Linked DNA regions of Homo sapiens: regions 1, 2 and 3 are each linked to region 4. A link is a contact called in ENCODE Hi-C or POLR2A ChIA-PET data. All regions are on one chromosome and are shown on one strand. Each heading gives the region's core, a stretch centred on a gene start or an enhancer-like site at or near the end of the contact. The rest is flanking DNA. Distances are from core to core; before and after follow the strand shown.

The links. Hi-C counts contacts between places; a loop is a spot of excess contacts on that map. ChIA-PET counts read pairs that join two places held with the same protein, here RNA polymerase II (POLR2A). Pooled maps may share reads with other maps.
Region 1: a map of B cell shows a loop between it and region 4 (4-fold over the local background). The contact joins the promoter of TPRG1L here to the promoter of DFFB in region 4. A Hi-C loop is called at or near these places in 2 of 168 maps with a recorded cell type or tissue (B cell and CD4-positive, alpha-beta memory T cell), 2 of 37 single-sample maps with no recorded cell type and 13 of 50 pooled maps.
Region 2: a pooled map shows a loop between it and region 4 (7-fold over the local background). The contact joins the enhancer-like site here to the promoter of DFFB in region 4. A Hi-C loop is called at or near these places in 3 of 37 single-sample maps with no recorded cell type and 5 of 50 pooled maps. POLR2A ChIA-PET finds 5 or more read pairs at or near these places in 1 of 52 experiments (B cell).
Region 3: a loop to region 4 is called in a map with no recorded cell type, with 10 times the contacts of the local background. The contact joins the enhancer-like site here to the promoter of DFFB in region 4. A Hi-C loop is called at or near these places in 1 of 37 single-sample maps with no recorded cell type and 4 of 50 pooled maps. POLR2A ChIA-PET finds 5 or more read pairs at or near these places in 2 of 52 experiments (Caco-2 and naive thymus-derived CD4-positive, alpha-beta T cell).

The regions. Positions count from the first base shown.
Region 1 is chr1:3,622,226-3,626,590 of GRCh38, reverse strand. It overlaps TPRG1L (tumor protein p63 regulated 1 like), which reads right to left and starts at 1,576. Exons shown (of 5, transcript NM_182752.4): 1 at 1,318-1,576; 2 at 1,076-1,167; 3 at 702-878. The coding sequence starts at 1,518. It also overlaps a transcript of MEGF6 not described here. RefSeq lists enhancers at 540-1,202, 2,183-2,302 and a silencer at 1,503-1,732.
Region 2 is chr1:3,676,357-3,680,855 of GRCh38, reverse strand. All of the region lies in intron 1 of TP73 (tumor protein p73), which reads right to left. Among named protein-coding and RNA genes, the nearest start is that of TP73-AS3, 9.7 kb to the right of the region's middle. RefSeq lists an enhancer at 1-167 and a silencer at 457-624. Within about 2 kb of position 1,860, at least 2 of the 41 ENCODE cell types and tissues checked have a DNase peak (open chromatin) inside an H3K27ac peak, as active enhancers do.
Region 3 is chr1:4,004,126-4,008,640 of GRCh38, reverse strand. The region is part of intron 2 of LINC02780 (long intergenic non-protein coding RNA 2780); the gene reads right to left. Among named protein-coding and RNA genes, the nearest start is that of LINC02780, 30 kb to the right of the region's middle. Within about 2 kb of position 1,545, at least 3 of the 41 ENCODE cell types and tissues checked have a DNase peak (open chromatin) inside an H3K27ac peak, as active enhancers do.
Region 4 is chr1:3,855,222-3,859,755 of GRCh38, reverse strand. It overlaps DFFB (DNA fragmentation factor subunit beta), which reads right to left and starts at 2,280. Exons shown (of 7, transcript NM_004402.4): 1 at 2,039-2,280; 2 at 912-1,038. The coding sequence starts at 2,152. CEP104 (centrosomal protein 104) reads left to right here and starts at 2,545. Exons shown (of 22, transcript NM_014704.4): 1 at 2,545-2,867. RefSeq lists silencers at 1,399-1,448, 2,379-2,878 and an enhancer at 2,059-2,238.

The sequences.
Region 1 (4,365 bases), core at 327-2,826, 230 kb after region 4:
AAAAAGGGAATAATTATAGATAGGCTAGCCAAATGAGTGAAAAGGAAGTGTAATCTTCCTTTTCCTTATGTCATATTAAATGTTTTAACCAAAAGGTAAAATTTTTATTTTAGCTTCCTGAATCCCCCATCCAAATCTCTCCATCAAAAACCCAAGTTCTACAGCTTAACTGACTGTAGTAATGTTTAGGTTCCTCACGTCAGAAAATTATCCTACAGCAAAAAGATCAACTCCTGAAAGCTGGTCATTAAATATTTCCAAATTTGTCTTTTAGTGGTATCTATAAATTACAACGGGACCCTCCATTTCTCTTTAAAAAATTAGCCAGAGCAAGACTTGATGTGTCATATGCAATCTGTCCCTGGCTGGAGAAAAATGCAGAGTTTGGACTTTTCCTGAAGAACATCCAAGTTCCTTTTTAACACGCTGGGCTCTACTTCAATGCATCCTGAACTCATGTAAGTCTTTTTACTACCAGCCTAATAGCTGCCTTCTGTGCCAGAATTCCTTTTAATGCACTCAATTGCCCAGAAGTCGCTTCTTTTTAAGGAACTTCCCATTGATATTTGGAGCTGGAGCCTTTGTGCTTATAATTAATGACAGAGAAGACACACCGCTTGGGGGGCTGATTTAAAAGGGCTGAATTGTAAGGTCCACTCTGGTGCTTAGGTCCAGTGATACTGGACTCTGAACAGGCTTACTTGTTGAGCGATTTAGGGGGAAACTGGAATTCTCCGTAGGAAATGGTGTCTACTGCGTTGAGCGCTATCCGCACCACCTGCTGGCACTGGAGACTGATGAAGTCGTATTTACAGATAAGCAGGGACTGCTCCGTGACCAGCACCAGCCGCTCCTTCTCATTGTTCCAGTGATCCACCCTGTAGGCAGAGGAGGGGCCTCAGTCCACACTGGACGCGGCTGTCTCGACTTAGCCAAGGCCAGCCCGCCTGGAAGGGCAGCAGGGGCGGCACGGGGCGCCTGAGCGTGGCACGAGCACCCCGGGAAGTCCTCGCAAGGTGCTGCGCGGCGGCTCGGGGCGAGTCCCCCCACCAAGGAGAGCGCAGCCCCGGCTTACTCGGTAAGCAGCCACACTCCCTGGATCTCGCCGTCCTCCACGGGCCGCACCACCACGCGGATCTCCTCCACTGCCTGCTCGATGCTGCCGGGCTGGGCGGGTTGCGGGGTGGGGGACGGGGGCAAAGATCACAGGTCACAGCTCGCTCCCTGCGGGACCGCCCGGCGCCCGCCTCCGACCCCACCCGCCCCCATCCCGCCCCGCGCCCTCGGCCCCCGCCCCGGCCCTGGCCCCTGCCTCACCCGGAACACGAAGTACTCCTTGACGCGGGCGCGGCGCGTGGGGTCGTGGATGCTGAGAGGCCAGAGTGTCTGGCGCAGCGGCGTCCCCGCCCCCGGCCGCCCCCCGCCCGGGCCGCCGCCTGCCCCCACCTCCTCGCCGGCCGCCAGCACCGCCGTGGGGCTCGTACCGGCCGAGTCCACCGAGTCCCGCAGTTGCAGCATTGCCGCACCCCTTACCGACCCCGACCCTGACGCCGACGCGACCGCCGTCGCCGCAGCCACCGCCACCACCCGGCCGCGCCCCCGGCCCCGCCCCGCGGACCGCCGCGATTGGCTCCGCCTTGCCGGCCCCGCCTCTGGCTCCGCCCCTTCCCGCGTCCGCCGACCCTCGGGATTGGCTCTCCTCCTGCCGTTTTCCGCGATTGGCTCTGCCCCGCCGCCGTTCACAATCGCTCCCGCCCCTCGCCGGGCCGGAAGCGACCGTCACGCGCAGGCTCACTTCCTGTTTACACAACGAGAAGGGGCGGGGCCGAAGCCGGTTGCCAGGGTGTCGCGGAGCGGCTGGGAAGGAGGGGCTGGGAATCTTGGAGCCCCTTGGCCCGCGGGGAAAGCGGGTGACCCGCCCTGCAAGTGGGATGCCCCCTTCGGCCTTCTGGAGCGCAGGTGGGGGCGCGCGCCCATCGGGGGCTCGCACTGCACGGAGGGTCGCGGTGCCGGGGAGCTGAGGTTGGAGGATGCAGGGCGGCGGCCCTGGTGCACCGTGGGGGAGTTCGCACGCCGGGCAGCGATCTTCTGCCGGGACCTGGCGTTCTTCACACACGGCTTATTCGTGACGGATCCACAGAGCAATGCACTCTGAAGCCGGAGGGTAGAAAGTGCTGGAATGCGCGCCCGGGCCCAGGCTGTCGCGAGCCTTCAGCAAGCCAGTGCACACAGAGAGGGCTGCCCAGAGATCCCGGTCAGCGCTCGCAGTTCGAGGTGGAACATGTGTGTGCCCTGCGCTAGCCCCAGCTCCCGGAGGTGCCCCCAGCGCGTGTGGAGGGGGGCGGTGAACGGACCCGCAATCTGGTGGAGGCTGCGGGAAGGAGGCGCAGAGTCCAGGGGTCAGGGTTACCTTCGGGCAGGAGGACAGATCCCTCTGCTCGGAGGTGAGGAAGACACACGAGGCGAGGTGCACACAGGCGAGGAGAGTGAGATGGGGGGAGAATGAGGAGTTCAGGATACATCTGTTTACTTCAGTCAGGGAGTGGGGATGGAGCGGAGTATTTGTAAAGATGGACGGTTTAGAATCGCCGGGATGAGAACCGGGCAGGGAGCTGATCAGGGAAGGGCATGGGGATCTCTGAGCAGCTGGGAGACCCCAGGGAAGTTTGCAGTGGCGCCTCCCACGCGGCAGCTGGGGGAGTGGAAGAAACCAATGCTGGCTGGTCTAGATGGAGGAGTTTGCTGGGTAGCGGTGGTCAAAGACCAGAGAGAAAAGGGAGGCCAAAATCCTAGAGGGAGTGTTGCCCAAGAATGGTGGAGTGCAGGGATTCTGCCCCACTTGCCAGCAGACAGGCCAGGCTGCCAAAGTTGCATGGGCGCTGGCAGAAAGACCCAATACCCCTGGAGTCAGAGAGGAAAGACTACAACAGGAAACGGGCGACGCTGGTGTGCCCAGACGCATGTTGCACCACAGCGGGTGCACTACAAAACAGGACCCTGGATCCTGTGGACCAATGTGGTCTTTGTCCCACAGGGAGGCTGTCTCCCCGGCAAGGGTGCCCACTGCAAGCACAGGCGTGAGAAATGGCCCAGAAAAGAGTGGTCAGGGCAATGTGTTCTTGGCACGCCCAGCAAGACCTGCCAGAGGGACCTACAGACGAGTGTCTCCCAGCTATCTTACCAGCGGGGACCTTGAGGTCCAAGTATCCAGTCCGGTTAGAAATGGCCGCGGATCCAACAGGTGCTGGTGAGTGGGAGAATACCCCTGAGGGAGGAAGAACAGAGGCCGGGAGGGAGCTGAGTGGATGTAGATGAGAAATACCTGGACAGCTGCAAGCTGTAGTCAGTGATGGGCAACTGGAACCAGAGATTCCAGAGAGAGGGAGGGAGAAAGAGGGAGGAGAAGGGAGAATGAGAAAGAGAGGGAGAGAGAATGGGGGGGAGAAAGAGGGAGAATGGGGGAGAGAGGTAGGAGCAAGTTCTGGACCACGCCAAGGATGGAGCTGTGGTCCTGGAACCAGATGTCCAGGGAATGGGATGAAGTGACACTGGCTGGGGCCGAGGCTGCAGACTGCTGGTGGGAGCTGGCAGGACAATGAGGATTCTGAACCAGGTGCCTGAGCCTTCTGTGGATATGGGGAGTGACTTGGATGTCTATAAATTCCAGAAATGATAGGAGGGATAGATGATGGAGGGACTGTATTTTAGACAATAAACAAATTTCACTCAGTATGGATGAGTTTCCTGGGGCTTCTGTCACAATGCATCACAAACTGGTTTTAAAAACAACAACTGTTTTAAAAACAACAGAAACGTGTTTCCTCATAGCCCTGGAGGCCAGAAGTGCAAAATCAAGGAGTGTGCAGGGCCATGCTCCCTCTGCAGCCCTGAGGGTTGACGCATGTCTTGCTCTGCCAGGCCTGCTTGGTGTCCTGGGCTTGCTCATGCACTGCTCCCATCCCTGCCTCCATCTTCACACGACCTTCTCCAGGTGGGTCTCTTCTGCAACATCCCTGTTGGATTAGGGACCACCCTAGTGACCTCATCTTTAGTCGATCATCATCATGTTTGATCAAATAAGGTCACTGTGTTTGTTTGTTTTCCCACTGCTATTAATATGAAGAACTTACCTGAAGCTGGGTAATTTATAAAGAAAAGAGGTTTCATTGACTCACAGTTACACATGACTGGGGAGACCTTAGGAAACTTACAATCATGGCGGAAGGCAAAGGGGAAGCAAGGCACGTCTTACATGGCGGCGGGGGTAGTGGGATGTGCCACACTTAAACCATCAGATCTTGTGAGAACTATGACAAGAACAGCACGGGGGAAATCGCCCCCATGCTCCAATCACCTCCCACCAGG
Region 2 (4,499 bases), core at 611-3,110, 180 kb after region 4:
CCAGGTGGGTGTGCCCTTGCAGGCCTCCGATCCTGGGCTGGGCTAAAACCCCAGTGGAGCTGAGGGTGTGCATGGGGACCGCACCATTCCGTTAATTTAAAATGGGAGAGTGTGACAGGAAGCAGAACCGCAGGTCCAGCTGAGGCTGGCACAGGGCCCCGGGGGAGAGCAGAACCCGCCCTTGCCCATACCCCACGGTGGGTCCCTTTGGGCTGAGCAGTATGAGTAGGGTAGCCTCTTGGTGCAGGTATGTGGGCCAAGGCTGGGTGGGCACAAGTGAGGGGTCCCAGGCATGTTTCCTGAAGGGCAGGAGCACTGGAGGGGCTGGACTCGGAGGAAAGAAATTCCCTTAGATCCAAGAGGACAAGCCTGGGAAGGTTTTGCCGCCAGAGGCCTCTGGGTCGCATCCCCTTCATTTTGTAGATGGGCCACCTGAGTCCAGAGATGGAAATGGACTTGCCATCCACAGCAGGTGGATGACAAAATCCCAGCTCCCTTCACAGCAGCACCATTCCTGGTAGCTGAACGGTGCACATAGCCCAGACGCCCATCAGCAGAGGGCCGGGCACAGGAGATGTGGTGCCAGCAAGCAATGGAACATTACGCGGCCATGAAAAGGAACGAAGCTCTGACATGCTACAGCGTGGGTGAGACCTGAAAACCTCATGCTCAGGACACATGACCTCATCTGTCAGCCTGTGAGCTGTCCCCTCCCAAGGCTAAGGTGGGACAAAGACAGAGAGAGACAGAGACAGAGAGACAGAGAGAAACAAGGACAAAGAGAGACAGAGACATAGAGACAGGGATAGAGACAGGAAGAGAGAGACAGAGAGAGAGAGACAAGGACAAAGAAAGAGAAAGACAGGAAGAGAGACAGAGAGACAGGGACAAAGAGAGAGACAAAGAGAGACAGAAAGAGACAGGGAAAGAGATAGAGAGAGACAGGAAGAGAGACAGAGAGACGGAGAGAGACAAAGGCAGAGAGAGACAGGGACAAAGAGAGACAGAGAGATACAAGGACAAAGAGAGACAGAGACAGAGACAGAGAGACAGGGACAAAGAGAGACAAAACAGAGAGACAAGGACAAAGAGAGACGGAGAGAGACAAAGGCAGAGAGAGACAGGGACAAAGAGAGACGGAGAGAGACAAAGGCAGAGAGAGACAGGGACAAAGAGAGACAGAGAGATACAAGGACAAAGAGAGAGAGAGACAGAGACAGAGAGACAGGGACAAAGAGAGACAAAACAGAGAGACAAGGACAAAGAGAGACAGAGAGTGAGAGAGACAGAGACAGGGAGAGACAAGGACAAAGAGAGACAGAGAGATGGAGAGAGACAGAGACAGAGAGACAGGGAGAGAGACAGAGAGAGATGGAGAGAGACAGGGAGACAGAGACAGACAGAGACAGACAGAGAAACAGAGGGAAAGAGAGAGGGACAGGGAGACAGACAGCGTGGGAGCCGACGGCATCCCGCCGCACCCCTACTGGAGGTCCAGGGGTTCCGTGAACAGGTGTGCACGGGGCATCCCTCCGCGCAGGGCTCAGGGCTCACAGGAACTGGTCGGCAAAACATGATTTGTGATCTTATGCCTGGGACATGGGCGTTGGCTGTATTTTCAAGTCGGCATCCTGTGAACTCCCCCTGAAGCGACACCCTCTCTTCCCACTGAACCCTGAATGAGGAACAGCGACCCTTCTTGTCAGCGCGCCTCTGCCTGCCGGAGACCCAGCTTCCACATCCCCTGACCGGCACCCACTGTGCACTGCAGGACACCAGCTTGGCCTCTCATCCCTGCCTGGGCACAGGACAGAGGCCAGCGAGCGTGGTCGTGGGTCCCCGATCCCACCCGTCCGGCCCTCCAGGCTCACAGGACAGGCCACCACCAGGAGCATGTGGGGTGGGAAAGGGGCTTCCTCCACGCCAGGAGTTGGGTCCCCAAACATCCCCAGGCCTGTTTGCCTGAGATGTGGGCAGTGGGCCTCCAGGTGCAGGCGTGTGGACCAGCCGGAAGCCCTGGGCAGATGCATCTTCCAGGACACCCCTCCCCACAGTGGGGCTGGGGCAGGGCCCAGGAATCTGCCCCTTTAACAAGCCTCCAGGGGAGTCATGAAGAGCCTGGGACAGGCCCCCTGAGGAGGACACTGTCATGAGGGCCAGCCTTGCCACTGCTCGGGGCCCTGCTGCAGCCACCGGCCTCCCCCATGGGAATCGGGTTCCTCATTAGCCAAAACCAGGACCCGGAAACCTGCCCAGACTTAAAGCACACGGAGGAACTTGAACCGGAAGCCACGAGATGCCTGATTCCCAACTTCCTGGGAAAACGCCAACGCTGGTAGCATTGGTCCCAGGGCCCCACAGGAACACTGCTCACAGGCACAGGCGCCAGGCAGGGGCTCCCCCAACCGGCCTCACACACCTGAGCTGATGACTGGCTCCGCAGGCATCTGGGAGTACTGGGCATGAGGAACAGGAAGCTCTGTTGGGGGTGCAGGGACGCTGCGCTGGGGCAGGGGGAGTATGTGCCCTCTGCCCACAGCCGCCTTTCAGGCAAGGATCCCAGTGGCGAGAAAAATAAGTCAATTCTAATAAAATGGCCTTTCAATTAAATCCAATTTTCCCAACCATTTGCCTTTTAATTTGAAAATTCGTTCACAAGGGGATCACGGTTCTGGGACAAAACAGAAATTGCTTTTGAAACGTTGCCAATAGTTTTAAAAATCATGTGTATCAATGGGGAAAGGAGACCAATTTCATAAGACATCTTTAGGAAGTTTTATCAACATCATAAAATGCAAATACATTATTGGAAGTGTAGGTTTTTCTAAGAAGATTTAGTCTAGGAGGGATGGGCTGGGTGCAGTGGTTCATAACTGTAATCCCAACACTTTAGGAGGCCAAGGAGGGAGGATTACTTGAGCCCAAGGGCTTGAGACCAGCCTGGGCAACACAGGGAGACCTCAGCTCTCCAAAAACTTAAAAAAATATTAGCTGGGCATGAGGGCGTGATGGCATGTGCCTGCAGTCCAAACCACGCAGGGTGCTGAGGTGGGAGAATCACTTGAGCCCAGGGGCTCGAGGCTGCAGTGAGCCATGATTGCACCACTGCACTCCAGTCTGGGCAACAGAGCTAGACCACAACTCTAAAAAAAAAAAAAAAAAAAAGGGAAGGAAGGAAATGAAATAAATGAGTTCTCAGTTGTAACAGGGGCGTCCAGTGTGTATTACCACAGGTCTTGCAGTGGAAGGCTTTGTGTGGCCACAGCATTTGGGGGTGGTCATTGGGGAGCTGCTGGCCGGCACCCCCCCAGCCCTGGCACCATCAAGTCAGGGCACAGAGTTGCAAAGGACAGTTGTGCTGGGTGTTCCTGGTTACGCTGTAGCCAGGCTGTAGGCTGCTGGCACACCCAGGAAGCAGGGCACCTCGACCCTGCCCCAACTTCCATGAGGCCTCAGACAAGTCCCCTCCCTTTGCCAGGCTGGAAAGGTGACCAGCGTTCCAAGTCCTACAGTGCCCACAGCAGTGGGAGCAGGACAAAGACCAGCCACCGAGGGCCCTCCGGCAAACCCAGACCTCAGCCTGCTTGGATCCTCAACTCCAGGGGCCGCTGTACCAGCTGCACCACAGGGAGAGCCCCCACACACGTGTGACTCAGAACAGGAAAGGAACTCACACCAGCAATTAGGCCCCCACAGCTTCCCCGGGACCCACGGAGCACAGGTGGGCTGGGGAGGGGACTGTGTGGCCCAGAAAACCAGCCTGCCCAAGCTCCCTGGAGCTGAAAACAAGGCTCTCTGATGACTTCTCGGTTTGACTCAGGGCCTTCTGAGGTCTCAGCCTAGGGGTTCTCACCAGGGGCAGTTCCACCCCCAGAGGATATTCCCATGTGGGGACATTTTCCACGGGGTCAGAGGGTGCTGTGGAATCTAGTGTGCAAGACAGGGATGCTGCTTAGCACCCTACGTTGCTCAGGGCAGCTGCCCACAGCAGAACGCACGCCCAGCTGTCGGGGCCGTGGCGGAGAGGGGGTGCTGTGCCATGGCTCCGAGCTGAGGCTGGCCAGGCACTTTGCAGGGCCTCAGGCTCACACGCCAACCCTGCCCCAGTTCAGAGATGAGCAAGTGGAGGCCAGGAGGCCCAGTGGCTGGCCCAAAGCTACTGAGGGCTGAGGAGCTGGGACTCCAGCCAAGCCCAGGTCCTCTGATGGCCTGGCCGCACCCGAATGCTCCCCTCTGCCCTGTGGGGAGGAGTCCGCAGCCGGTGAGGGGCTCTCAGCCTCTCTCATCTCACCCTGCCCAACCCCTCTGGCCTCGTCTTCCATAGCTTCCCACGAAAGCCACAGCCCCCTGTCCCCCTGCCCTGTCCCAAGCATTCCCTCCCTGTCCCCAAGCATCCCCTCCCTGTCCCCTGTTCCTCTGTCCTCTCCCTGTCCCCCTGTCTCCCTGTCCCCCATAGGTTCCTTCCCTGTCCCCTTTCCCTTTGTCCCCTAGCCCCCCAT
Region 3 (4,515 bases), core at 296-2,795, 150 kb before region 4:
TAAGACAACTACGCAAAGATGTTGGTTCAAATATTATTGCCACTTCAACACATTATGAAGACAACTTATCAGAATTACAGCTCACTTTTAAGACAAAAGTGACCTTTTCCAGACTCTCTGGAGTCCAGGATCTTGGAAGATGCCTTCATTAGCGGTGACGTTTCCAAGCACAGCTTTCTTTATTGCAGCGTTAAGGGAGGCACGTCAGTATCCTACACGAGAAGTTAGACGGGGCTACAGTTTCCAAGCTAAGCCTGAGAAACTCAACACTAACAACAGAGAGAACGCACGGGCAACAATATCTTAGCAAATAGAAACGGGAACAGAGAATGTTCCCTCCAGTCACACTCAATGACAGCAATCGGATAAGAGTCTGTCACGCCATCACCCGCAGTCAGACGCTGGGGAGAACTGCCAGGCCTCTCTTCATGTGATCCAAGGTGAGGGGTACTAGTCATGTGACCTCCACTTTGCAGGCACAGGGGAGCCACTGGGGCTGGAAACAGGGACAGGTCCAGCTTGGGCATGTGGGTGGCCAGCCTCCAAGGTGATGCTCAGTGACCCCACCTCGTGGTATTCACACCTCCTGCCCAGTTCCTTCCCCATGGCATCAGGACTGGTCTGTGTGATCATCTGGCAAAAGGGTGACGTCACCTCTGAGATTAGGTTATAAAAAGACTGTGGTTTCCTTCTTTGTATCTATCTCTGTCACTCTCCTCTTCCTCTTTTTTTCTCTCTCTGTCTCATCCTCTTTTTATGTCTCTGTCTCCCTCACCTCCCTATTTCTGTCTCTCCCTCTTGTCTCTCTGTCTTTCTCTTCCTTTTTCTCTCTTTTTGTCTCTCTCTGTCTCTCTCACTTCCCTTTTTCTGTCTCTGTATCTTTTTCTCTGTCTGTCTCTCACTTCCCTTTTTCTATCTCTCTCTGTCTCCTCTGTCTCTGTCTCTCTCACTTCCCTTTTTCTCTTTGTCTCTCTCTGTCTCCCACTTCCCTTTTTTTCTCTGTCTCTGTCTGTCTCTACTTCCCTTTTTCTCTTGGTCTCTCTCTGTCTCCCACTTCCCTTTTTTTTTTTTTTTTTTTTTTGAGACAGAGTCTAGCTCTGTCACCCAAGCTGGAGTGCAGTGGCACGATCTCGGCTCACTGCAAGCTCCGCCTCCCAGGTTCACGCCATTCTCCTGCCTCAGCCTCCCGAGTAGCTGGGACTACAGGCGCCCGCCACCACGCCTGGCTAATTTTTTGTATTTTTAGTAGAGATGGGGTCTCACCGTGTTAGCCAGGATGGTCTCGATCTCCTGACCTTGTGATCCACCCACCTCAGCCTCCCAAAGTGCTGGGATTATAGGCGTGAGCCACTGCACCCGGCCTCTCACTTCCCTTTTTTCCTCTGTCTCTGTCTCTCTCTACTTCCCTTTTTCTGTTTGTCTCTCTCTGTCTCTCTCACTTCCCTTTTTTTCTCTGTCTCTCTGTCTCTCTGTCTCTCTCACTTCCCTTTTTCTGTCCTTCTGTATCTGTCTCTCTCTGTCTCTCACACTTCCCTTTTTCTGTCTGTCTCTGCTTCTCTGTCTCTTTCTGTCTCCCCATCTCTCTGTCTCTGTCTCTCTCTGCCTGTCTCACTACCCTTTTTCTGTCTCTCTCTCCCCACCCCTTTCTCTCCTCACTCTCAAATTATGGGGACAGCAAGCAGTCATGCTGTAAAGCAGCCTTACAGAGAGGCCATCAGGCAAGGAGCTGCATCCTGGGCCCAGCCGACAGCAAGTGAGTGGGCCTGGAAGCAGCCCCTCTGGCCCCAGTCGAACCTTCAGACGAGGCAGCCTTGGCTAACAGCTTGATGGCAACCTCGTGAGAAACCCTGAGGCAGAACCCCCAGCTAAGTCCCTCCTAGATTCTAGAGCTCAGAAACCATGAGAGACCATCAATGTCTGTTGCTCTAAACCAGGTAACCTGTGAGCAGCTGTAGATAATGAGTGCATCAGGGACCCAGGCAGAGCCAGGCAGGGCCCTTCTTGAAGATGACGAGGAACAGGAGCTGGAAGCTGCAGGGAAGCATCAGGCCACAGCGAGAGAGGCCAGGCAAAGGCCCACAGAGCCAGGCGAGGGACTGTCCAGGAGAGAGAGTCCTGAGGCCATCGCCTGGACCCATGAGTCCAGCCCTGCCTGGAGGGCCACCCCCAGAGCCCTTCAGGAACTCCCAACGGCACTAATTAGTTACACCCTCCTTTCCAATTCCATTTTGAAGTGGGGGTCTTGCAAGCGGGCAAGCCCTGGCTGAATCACTGGGTCTGTGAAGCTCTGCTCAGTACCCACACCCTACCCAGGGACCAGAGGTGGCCCCAGAGTCAGCACAGATGGGGCAGCCCTGTAGCCCAAGACCCTCTCTTTGGCCCCAGCAGGAGTTGGAAGAAGTATAGACTTCCCTGTGAGCTCCCGGCCCAGGGGCTGTGGGGTTGTGGGCTCTAGAGGGGCACTGCCTCCAGCCTCCCGTCATTGCAGAAAACAGGAGAAATTGCAGATGGCAGGCCAGGAGCGGTGGCTCACTCCTGTAATCCCAGCACTTTGGGAGGCCGAGGCAGGTGGATCACAAGGTAAGGAGATCGAGACCAGCCTGGCTAACACAGTGAAACTCTGTCTCTACTAAAAATACAAAAAAATTAGCCGGGCGTGGTGGCGGGCGCCTGTAGTCCCAGCTACTCGGGAGGCTGAGGCAGGAGAATGGCGTGAACCCGGGAGGCGGAGCTTGCAGTGAGCTGAGATCGCGCCACTGCACTCCAGCCTGGGCGACAGAGCGAGGCTCCATCTCAAAAAAAAAAAGAAAAAGAAAAAGAAAAAGAAATTGCAGAAGGCAGCGAGTGACCCATCAGCACAGGGCTCTGGGGCTCCCTTCAGAGGAGCTGCTCCAACAAGGTGGAGAAAAATGATGGGATGCCTGGGACTTCCTGTTGCATTTCCACATGGTCCACTTGGCCACAGCACAGGAGACAGCTCCCGGCTACCGGCATGGCCCTCACCCCTGCGTTACCAAGACCTCCAGGGGATGCAGACAGCCCCAGCTGAGCTGGGCAGGTGAGGCCTTTGCCCTGCCTTCTACATCCCCCTCCCTCATGCCCAGCCTGGACTCCTCTTGCTCTTCCTCTGAAATGGTCTCCTCCTGTTGCTGTAACCCAAACCCTATCGAAAAGGACTGCCACTCAGCAGTCACCCTACCTGTTCGTGTGCAGCAGGTCTCTCTGTAATGTGAATTATCCACACCTATTCAAATGTTTAATTCTGCAAATACATTGCAGAGGGAAGCGTGCTCCCCTCTCTCCTCCATTGTGGTATGTGGCAGCTCTTCTAGGACCTGTTCCCCGGGGTCCTGGCTGGCAGGGGATGTGTCTGTCTGCCCTGCACACACACAGGGAGGAACTTGTGTTGCTCCCGACCAACCTTCCGCGACGCACAGAGCCCCTTGTGTCCAAAACAGAGAAAGATGCCCAGCAGAAACTAAGGACACCGGCATTGGCAGCAACTGAGGTTTTAGTCTCCACTCTGGCACTTGTTAGCTGTGTGACTTGGAGTGGCTGATTTAGCCCCTCTGTGCCTGGGTTTCTGTCCCCTGGAAAGGAAGGAGGCTGCTGCTCCAGTTCCCGCAGGCTGCTGTGTGTTCAGTGGAAGAGCCCACCGTGAATGCTCCAAGGTGAACAAGTGAGCTAGCGCCCAGTGCCTGCCGTGAGCCCACCGCTCCCAGCCTGTGCAGTGCCCCTGGCCTGAGACAGGAAACCCGGTGCCCTTCCTATTTCCCTGAGGGACTCGCAGTACACAGGCTCCCAAGACGCAAGGTCATGTGGCCTGGGCTCTGCCTCTGGTGGCTTCAGGGCAGAGCATGAGCCCCAGACACTGGCCCCTTAGCCCCAGACATTCAAGGCATAGGAGCAGCCCATCCTGCCTGCACCCCGTCTTCGGCCTCAACACACCCTTGTTCTTCAGGCTTTGCTGGGAAGCCTCCTCCTCCTTCTGAGAAGACCTCCTCACCTCCCTTTTCCTTTTGAAGGTGAGAAGGGGAAGATTCCGGAACATCGTGTACTGCCTTGCTACATCCCTATCGTGATTAGCAGCTGGATATGGGGCAGCCAGAGAGCGTGAGGTTCAGGAAAGCAGAACTCAGTGGCTGGCACTGTGGAAGATGAGGGAATTGAGCTGGCACTAAGACGGGGCAGGCACGGGGCAGATAAGACCTAAGGCAGAGGGGGCAGGGAGGGACGTGGAACATTCCAGGCACACGGAGCAGGCAGGCCCCATTGGAGCAAGGATTTCATCTGAGAGGAGCACGAGGTTAAACAGCGAAGTCCGTGTGCGGCCAGTGCAGAAGGTGCTTGGCTGCCCATCCGAGGGCTGGGCTTGGAGCCCCTGCTGCCCGCCCTCAGGAGCCTGCAGTGATTCCGTGTCCCCCAAGACACTCAGACAGAGCGTGGAGTCCCAGTGACTTCAGACGACAAGTCTCCTGAGAGGCTGAAGCAGGGATGGACCAGCCTCACTCCCAG
Region 4 (4,534 bases), core at 1,031-3,530:
CCTCCTCTAAAAGCACAAGGCCCAGTGGAGAAAGGGGGTTTGCAACCTTGGAGCACACACCAGAGGCGTCACCCCTCAATGCTGACAGTGGAGCCCCCAACACTGTAGCCGGGGAGGTGGCCACATGGATGTTACTCTTCGACTTCTCTCTTTTTGCCCCTTAGGCCAAGGAGCCACAGCTCCATCCCTCAGAGCACCCATGTCCTTCCTGGGCTGCCAGAAGCATCTCCTGGAGCCTGACCCCATTTGCACAACACTGGCCGACCCTCCCAGGTAAAGGCACATGATGGCATCTCCTGCCCCAGTGGCCAAAAGCTCTCTTTTACGGGAGTCAAACAAGCGCAGACCTTGGCATTCGGCTGGTTCTGAAAGGCAGGACTTTGTGTCCTGAGGCTTCAATACAGATGCCCCGAAAGAACCACCTCTCAAAGCAATTGCCCCCAAACTTGAGCCCTGAGGACAGCATCTTAGCAAACACCAACCGAGAACAATGTGAGAGCATCCCACGAACCACCACCTCGTCCTTCCAGAAGGGTGCTCAGCCCAGCAGAACAGAACAGCATCTCTTCCTGGCTCCACCTTCCCCATGAAACTGTGCAGGCCCCAACCCCAAAGCCCTCCCTCTGCTCTTGGGAATTGCTAGGACACCTCAAATGAACGCAAATAAAATTAAAAGATTTTTTGAAGAAAAAGACGACCAATTGAACAGCTGGGTTCATGAACGAGAGGACTGAGGACTCTGCCACCTAAGCGACGCTGACCAGTTCTGCCTCCAGAGGGCTTCCTCCTTGAGACCCGAGAGTTCACAGTAAGGGGGACTCTTCCCCACCCTGATGGGCACCTGGAGCTAAGCCCCCAGGACCTCGGAGAGTGCCAGCTTCCCGCCCACCTCCAAAGTCCTTGCCACTCACAGCCCTGCCAGGCCTGGCCCAAGGTGAGCAGCACCAGCTCGGCGTTGTCGGGAACACTGGGGAAGTAATCTTCCGTCAGCTCCGTGCCATCCTCGTACAGGCACAGCCGGGAACCGCGCTCAGGGAGCTGCAGGGACGGGAGAAGCAACAGGAGGAGGAAGGGTCTCAAGACGAGGGCTTTGCATCTGCAGGCCTCACAAACGACCGGAATGAGCTGTGCTTAAAGAAGCAGGCTCAGGCTGCCGCCTGTATGCCACAGTCGCTCCAACGCCCAGGCAAGGATGAGGGAGCGGGAGCAAGGGCGCCTGACTGCGGGCCGTTCTAAAATACGAAGAGTCAGGAAAAACATACATCAGGGGGTGACTGCTGGCTCTGCAGGATTCACCCTTTTTAAATGAGCTCCTGAGGGCGCTTCAAATAGAGCCTGTCTTTGACAGCGCCGCCTCCCTGCTGCCAGGAGCTGAACACCACCATCCCCAGCACACAGCCGCCAGAGCGGTGCTGGCACACGAAGGAGAACGGTTGGTTGCCTCTGTGCACAAGTGTGACCGGCACGTGGCACTGTTAATTTGTTGGAGTCCGGTTCCCTGTTACTCTGCACTGGTCAGTTTTAGGCATTTTATGGCTACTCCCACCCCACCCGCACCGACCCCGGCAATGCACACCTGGTAACCCTAGTACTGGTCTAAAAAGAAAACCAACCTAGAATAAGGTGACGATTGCAATCCCCAGCTGCGAGGGCTGGAAGGGGCCTGCAGAGCCCACCTAGCCAAGCCTTTCATGTTACTCAAGGGGAAGCTGAGGCCGGACAGGCAGAGCAGCCGTGACCCCGCGTGCCAGTACCTGGCACTCTACCCGGGTCTCCTAGCTCTGATGCAGGGCTGTCCTGCCCGAGAGGTGGGAAGAGGGAAGGGGTGATCCAGGTCGTCCCCCAACCCCCCTGCGTTCTGAAGCCACGCTCAGGAACCCCAGGCTGCGGGGGCCCGGGGTCCTAGCGGCTGAGGCGAACGAAAACTACCCGCCCCGGGCGCCGCCTGCACCCTCCGTTTTGGAAGAGGAAAAGCGGCACCTCCTATTCTCCCCACACGCCTCCCCGACGGGCCGTCCCCGCCTAGCCCAGCGGGCACCTGGAAGCGGAGACAGCCCTTGCGCAGCACCTCCTGGCAGCTCCGGCCAGCCACGCCGAACTTCCTCGGGCTGCGCAGGGCCCGCAGCTTCACGCTCTTGGGCTTCTGGAGCATTGCAGATGTCCTCAAGCCCTCTGGGTCCCACAGGCGGTGGCACCTGCTGCCCAGCTGCTCAGATCCGTCCTCGCCCTGGCCGCAGGGGTCTGCACCTGGTGAGCTCTGCAAGCTGGCACAGGCCGGGTGCCGATCCCGGAAACTACATTACCCAGAAGGCCTGGGAAAAGTGAGGCCCGACGCGGTCTTGTGCGCAGGCGTCGCCCCACGGACACCACATTACCTTACTCAGAAGGCTCAGGAAAGCAAAGGCGCGACGCCACCTGGTGTGCCCAGGTGCCGTGGCCCCGGAAACTACACAACCCTGAGGGCCAGAGTAGCGGAGCCCTCCCCTTGTGCGCAGGCGCGGCCTGGGGTGGGGCGGGGTCGCGCACGCGCAGAGGCCCTGGCCCAGGGCTGGGCTTGGTTGTCATGAGAGTGGAGGCTGCGGCCGGGGCTATGGGCAGAGGTGGCCGGGTCTGCTTCTTCCCTGTCACTGCCGCAGCAGCTTGGGGTGCAAGGCGGCCTGGGGCGGCGGAAGGGGCGCCCCCCGAGTTCCGTCTGAGGAAGCGGCGGCTGCCGAGGAAGTCCACGAGAGCCGGGTCCCGCACGCCCCTGGGGTCCGGGTGCTGAGGCGCCGCCTGGCCGCCTCCCCGGGCCGCGGCACCGCTCCGACCCAGCCGCCCTCTCCACCGGGGCCGCGGCAGCGCCAGTCGGGGCCCTTCCCTCTAAGCAGGTACCTTCCGGGCCGCTGCGGCGCCGGCCCAGGGCCGGAGTGGGGAGCGGGGCGCGGGGCGCGGGGCGCGGGCGCCGCGGGGGCGCGGTCCCCACCTGGGAGCTGGGTACGAAGCCTGGGTGCGCGGTGCAAGCGCGGACGGTGTGGAGTTAGATGCCGGCCTTGCTGTCGCCGAAGAGCCGGCGCGGCCCCGTCGTGCCGTATGCCGGGGAGCTCAGCACGGGTGCTGGGACCGCCTGCCCCGGCCGGGACGGCCCATTTAGCGTGGAATATTGTTTTCAGATCCGGCTTTTCCTCTTCTGGATGCGTAGCACATAGGGGGCCAGTTTCAGATGTGTTCTGCTGAGCAAAAGTTTGAGGAAAATTGCTCTGTCCCTATAGAGATTAAAGTCTGATGGTTGGTTGTTTTTTGTTTTGGAGTTTGTTTTGTTTTGTTTGCACTTAAGTTCAGATTTCTCTGAAGCCCTTTCAGTCGCTAAGATGACTTGATCAGAAACCCATAAGCCTTTGAGACGGTCTCGCTCTGTCGCCCAGGCTGGAGTGCAATGGCACGATCTCAGCTCACTGCAGCCTCCGCCTCCCGGGTTCAAGCGATTCTCCTGCCTCAGCCTCCCGAGTAGCCCGACTAATTTTTTTATTTTTAGTAGAGACGGGGTTTCACCATGTTGGCCAGGCTGGTCTCGAACTCCTGACCTCAAGTAATACGCCCTCCTCGGCCTCCCGAAGTGCTGGGATTACAGGCATGAGCCACCGCGCGCAGTCACACTTAAAAGTCTTCTTAAAAAGAAAATCAGAGACAAGTTTTGTTTCCTAGTCTTGTAACAAAATGGAAGTTGCTACACTGAGTTTCCGTTTAATTTATAGTTAATTGCCTTTTACCATGCCAGCACTAGGAAAAGTGTAGTGAGGGATGAGACCGCCATGGAGTCATCGCTGCCTGGGGAGAGATGTACTCTGGCATTTGTCGGGATGTCGATGGCTGCCCCTGGGACAACAGGGATCCCTCATGCCTCTGGTGAGGAAGACCAGCCAATAACTGGATGTTCAACAGAGCTTTGCTTCTTCCCAAATTGTTAATGGTGATTTTTATAGAGCCTAAAAGTGGCATCCTTCAGTGACATTCCAAGTATCTTATGTAACACTTGAAGGTTTACACAGAGGGGACCCTAGGGTACAACTGGAAGGTCTTTGGGAGGGGGTAGACTAAAAAAGGAATCCTTTTCAAATACCAGACTGAGGTAATAGCATTGCCTCCACAGTCCCTGTGCATTTCTCTTAGCTGGTTCTTAAATGCCAGTACTTTGTTTTAGATTTGTTGGGGGCAGTATAGCATACTGGAAACACCCTTCTGTTTGACTGAAAAGGTCCTATATTTATGTCTTCGAGCCGTAACAGAGAGTGTTGGTTAGGTTCAGAGACTAGCCAGGCTCGGCGGCTCACGCCTGTAATCCCAACACTTTGGGACACTAAGGTGGGAGGAGTTCAAGACCAGCCTAGACAACACAGTGAAACCCCATCCCTACAAAAAAAAAAAAAAAAAGTAGCTGTGCATGGTGGCATGTGCCTGTAGTCCTAGCTGCTCAGGAGGCTGAGACAAGAGGATCATTTGAGCCCGAGAGTTCATGGTTACAGTGAGCTATGATCACGCCACTGCAGCAGTACAGCCT